Linked DNA regions of Homo sapiens: region 1 is linked to region 2. The links are chromatin loops, found by intact Hi-C in ENCODE. Cell type or tissue: GM12878. All regions are shown on one strand.

What was found. Hi-C counts contacts between places; a loop is a spot of excess contacts. Peaks named below come from ENCODE experiments on the same cell type or tissue, not always from the same donor. Only the 100,000 strongest peaks of a DNase experiment are listed, where the experiment ranks them.
Region 1: a loop joins it to region 2, with 2.0 times the contacts of the local background. A loop is called at or near these places in 1 of 110 quality-filtered maps.

What each region holds. Positions count from the first base shown.
Region 1 is chr7:69,798,094-69,800,593 of GRCh38, forward strand. The region is part of intron 1 of AUTS2 (activator of transcription and developmental regulator AUTS2); the gene reads left to right. Among named protein-coding and RNA genes, the nearest start is that of AUTS2, 200 kb to the left of the region's middle. In GM12878, a CTCF peak has its summit at 1,163 (motif pointing left); no DNase peak of the experiment used is centred here.
Region 2 is chr7:69,905,390-69,907,889 of GRCh38, forward strand. The region is part of intron 2 of AUTS2 (activator of transcription and developmental regulator AUTS2); the gene reads left to right. Among named protein-coding and RNA genes, the nearest start is that of AUTS2, 310 kb to the left of the region's middle. In GM12878, no CTCF peak of the experiment used is centred here; a DNase peak (open chromatin) is centred at 1,112; H3K27ac peaks cover 2,255 bases.

The DNA of each region.
Region 1 (2,500 bases), 110 kb before region 2:
GGGCTTCTGTCTGCGTGACAGGCATTTTCCAGACTTTGTTGATCTATTTCGAGCTTGTGAGGAATAGCATGTACCACCCTTCATTACCTCACTCATGGTTCCTCTTCATCAGTGCTTTATAAACTGTAGTGTGTTTGTGCTGGGAGGAACGTAAGAGAACATGTGGATCACCCCTTTACTCATTTTACACATGAGAAAGATGATACCCCAAGTGATTTTCTCTAAGGTTGGGACATGACTGGGGCTCTCCTTGCGATTTGCCTTTCCCTTCAGTGCGTTCGGTAAACGTTGCATTACCCCCTCTTCAGGGTATTATTCTTTCAGTTCCATATGCCTTTCCTTTCCCCTGGGATGCTGGAGTATTCAGTTTTATTTCTAGGCAAAAGTACTCCTAACTGTGGCCCCTAATTTTTTTTTGTTATGTATCTTTTCTAGAAAGAGAATTTGATTATGCATTGTCCATATGTTTACATACTGTACTCATAAATGAAGTTATAAAATATATGTAAGTTAAAAATGTGGAGAAAAGGGAAGTCTTGTGCACCATTAGTGGGGATATAAATTATTATTGGTATTACGGAAATTAGTACGGAAGTTGCCCGAACAATTAAAAATAGCTGGGTGTGGTGACTCACTCCTGTAATCCTTGCACTTTGGAAGGCCAAGGTGGGAGGACTGCTTGTGGCCAGAAGTTTGAGATCAGCCTGGACAACATAGTGGGATCCTATCTCTACAAAAAATTAAAATTTTAGCTGGGTGTGATGGTGCACGCCTGTAGTCCCAGCTACTTGGGAGGCTGAGGTGGTTGGACTGCTTGAGCTCAGGAGTTCGAGGCTGCAGTGAGCTTTAATGGCACCACTGCATTCCAGCCTGGGCAACAGAGCGAAACCTAGTCTAAAAAAAAAAAAGTGTGTATATAAGTACACACATACACACCCCTCAATAAGGCTAGAGAGAAAAAAATTATATGTAAGTATGGTATTTTTTTTTTCCTCAATCACAGTGGATCAGTTTATGCCTTCCCTGGATCCAGGGTGAACTTGTTTTGAGGACCACTGATCCAGAAAGTGGTGGAGTTAAGTCTGTACCACCAGCTTTAGAATCTCCTGTGGCACTTATTAAAAATACGAATTTTGGTATCTCAACCCAGATTCACTGAATGAGAATGCCTCCTGGTGGAACCTGGGAGTCTACGTTGTCTTCATTTTTATGTTTTTACCAATAGACATGGGGTCTGTTGCCCAGGCTGGTTTTGAACTCCTCAGCTCAGAGTCCTCCCACCTCTACCTTCTGAGTATCTGGGACCACAGTCACAATGCCCAGCAAAGTCTCCATTTTAAACCAGAGGCAAGTCTCCAGGTGCCTCTGAGGTCCAGCGAGTTTGGGGAACCGGTATTTTAGACAGGCAGGGAAGTGTCATTCATGGGTTCATGAGCATGGGACTTCTTACACTGACATCTCAGAAATTGCTCAGCTGTTACTGTTAAATCTACAGTGATACAGTTAGCACTCTGGAAAATCAGATGGGCAGTTTTCATTTGAGTTACATATGAGGGACTATAACCTGCATAATCATACATGGAATTTCTTAAAACTCCTTGGCATTCTCTATGTGGTTTTTTGATTTGTAAATCCAAATATTTGCTATTGTGCCTCAGTCTTTTTTTCCTCATTAGAAATCTAAGCTCTCCCCGCCCCCTCCTGGTGCTGTTCCTTGAGGGGCTGTGTTTTTATTTCTGAGCTTTTCCCATTTGTGTGTGTTCCTTTTGTCTGGAGTATGCCCAACCCCCTCACCTTTTTACCTGGGCAGTTCCTACTATCTAAAAAATTCCCTATAAATGACATTATTTTTCATTCTTAAAATCTAAAGATAATGAAGAACTAGCTGATAATCAGCATTTACCAAAATAGATTTAAGGGTTATTATTTGTAATAACTCATGTGTCAGTAACCTTATGTATGTAAGGATAGATCAGTATCTTGGTTATTAAGCATATACTCTCTGAAACATTCGAATCAAACCAGTGTAAGTCAGATAAATATGTAACAGGAAATTTGTTTCTGACTATTCACTCCAGGTCAATGTATTCCCAGCTGCCTTGTGGGTATCAGGGTTATCTGTTCCAGGATCAGCTTTAGGAAAGCCCCTACTCAAATCTCCATGTAGCAAGAGTGCAGGCTAGTTGAGAACATGTGATAATTAAGGTTAAACAAAAAAATCAAGGCAGAATGACTAGAAATTAGGACAGCAGGGAAAGCAGGGGAAGCGGTTGAGCTGGTAGAAATGGGTAATACCTATGATTATTTCTGGGATCAACAGATACATCCCTGTTGTAGAAGTCCAAAGCAGTCCTTCTTTTTGGTGTCTTTTCCTGCCTTTGGTATGATAAGCCCCCCTAACATCTGGCACACTATTGGGGTGACATTGTGAAGTTACCTCTGCCCACAGTACTTACTCCAGTTTGATATTTTTAAGAAATGCTCACTTTCCACTAGCCAT
Region 2 (2,500 bases):
ATTATGGGGGCTGAGAGGTCCCATAACAAGCCATCTGCAAGATGGAGACCCTGGGATTCACAGTATGGCTCAGACCAAGTCTGAAGGCCTGAGACTGGGGTAGTCCTCAAGTCCAAAGCCTAGAGAGCCTAGAGTTTAGATGATCAAGGGCAGGAAATTATATCCCAGCTCTAGGAGAGAGAGAGAGACCATTTCGCCTTTCCTCTGTTTTTGTTTTATCTGGACACCCGGCTGATTGCATGGTGCCTGCCCACATGGAGGGCAGATCCTTCCCTACTTAGTTCACTGAGACTCACATGCCAATCTCCTCTGGAAACACCCTCACAAACACACCCAAAGGTAATGCTGTACCAGTTCTCTAGGTATTCTTTAATCCAGTCAAGTTGATACCCTAAATTAACCAACACAGCACATTAACTACCACCTCATAAAATAAAACCTGCAGAGAGAAAATAAGCTGAATGGGAAAAGGAACTGCAATGAAAAGAATGGGCCATAATTCAGCTTGGGTGATCCTGATACCTACAGGAGTTGTTCCATAAAACAGTGACCTTTTATATTTCCCAAAGTAAGAAAATTTTATATGTGTATTTGTGCATGCAGAACTTTATTAAGGGCCATTTAAATCCCATATATTGATAGAGGAGTTAAGAAAGATAAAGTGACAGGAGTGATTCTCAACTCTGGCTCCCATAAATTTCTACAATGTCAGTGATTGAAGAATGAGGGAGCACATCTTTCCTTTAATAAGGCCTAGCCAGTACACTTTTGGTAGTTGATGAGGGTAGGACAGAACTCCCTTTCTTTATTTGAAACTGTGTATTTTTGTGCTGATTAAATTTTACATTTTTCCCTCTTGTGATGATATAAAGTTATCTGCATGTGGCCAGATCTCAGCTAAAGAACATGAAATAAGCCTCTGTACATTCTGCATTCTAATCTCTGTTCACAGCAATCTTGTATCCACACAAGTCTGTACATGACAGGTAATGAGTGGGAAGTGGGAGGAGATGGGTGTCTGTGTGGTTTGCACTGGTGGTGGTGGGGAACTGAGCAGATGGTTGTGATAGCCACATGCTGCGTGATTCCCGTGGGAGTTGATGGTGGTGACAGGCGACTCACAATGTGCTATTTACAGTTTGGGTTTGCAGTCTTTCGGTGACATCTGAATGCTCTTTAGCAACTGCTTTCATTACTGCCTTTCGAGGAGCTGTTAATTGAAAATGAAATTGTGGGTGGGCTTTAAGACAGGCAGACGCAGGCAATTCTGTGTGGTAAATGTTGCTTGAGAACTGTTGGATGTCTTCATGCCCAATTTGTAATTCATTTTCTAAGACTGTAAAAGCCAAAGGTGCATTTGGAGATTCAGTTATGTATATACATAGGCAGAGTTGAATGTCACACCTTGCCCAAAGGGTCAAACATACAGTTATTGGTATGGGTGCTGTGGTTCACGCCTGTAATCTCAGCACTTTGGGAGGCTAAGGTGGGAGGATTGCTTTGAGCACAGGAATTCAAGACCAGCCTGGGCAATATGATGAGACCTTGTCTCTAGAGAAATAAAAAAATTAGCTGGGCATGGTGACGCATGCCTGTTGTCCCAGTTTCTTGGGATGCTGAAGTGGGAGGATTGCAAGGGCCCAGGAAGTTAAGGCTGCAGTGAGCCATGTTCACGCAACTGCACCCCAGCCTGGGCAACAGAGCGAGGTCCTGTCTCCAAAAAAGAAAACCACACAAAACACCTATTTGTCTGGAAACCAACCTAGGGGAATGCTTGGCAATCCCAGCTGCCTGCTCATGTCTTACCTTTGTGTAGTTCTCTTTAAATGTATACAACTGTGTGAGGTTCTTATGTAAAATCTGCTGACATCTTGTAGTGTTCTCTGTGAGTTTATCGTAGGACTTCATCCTCCTTTCTTCCTTTAGCTCTTCATAAAGTTACTATGCAGGAGTAAATGGTTATTTGTTCTCTTGAACTTTGGGATACATTTTTCCTTCCGTATCCAAGGAGGATTCTTTCCAGGACTCCCCATGGATACTAAAAGCTGTGGATGTTCAAGTTCCTTAAATAAAATGTTATAGTATTTTTATGTAACCAACACACATCCTCTCACAAACTTTAAATCATCTCTAAATTATTTATAATACCTAGTACAGTGTAAAAGCTATGCAATTTGTTATTATATTGCATTGTTTAGGCAATAATTACAAGACAAAGAGCCTGTGCATGTTCAGTATATAAGCAACCATTGTAGGCCACATTTTTGGTCTGCCATTGGTTGGATCCATGGATACAGAGGGCCAACTGTATCATATTCAAGTTCTTACATATAACTTTGTTTCTTGTAAACATTTTCATATGATACAACTCTGTTAAAGGCAGTTGGAGCCCAGAGGCAAACAAGAGAAGAAGGAAGAGAGAGGGTGGATTTTATTGGACTTTGACAGTGGTTGATGATCTTGATTCTCTTATGGCTGCCCCCAGCTGCAGGATTGTGAT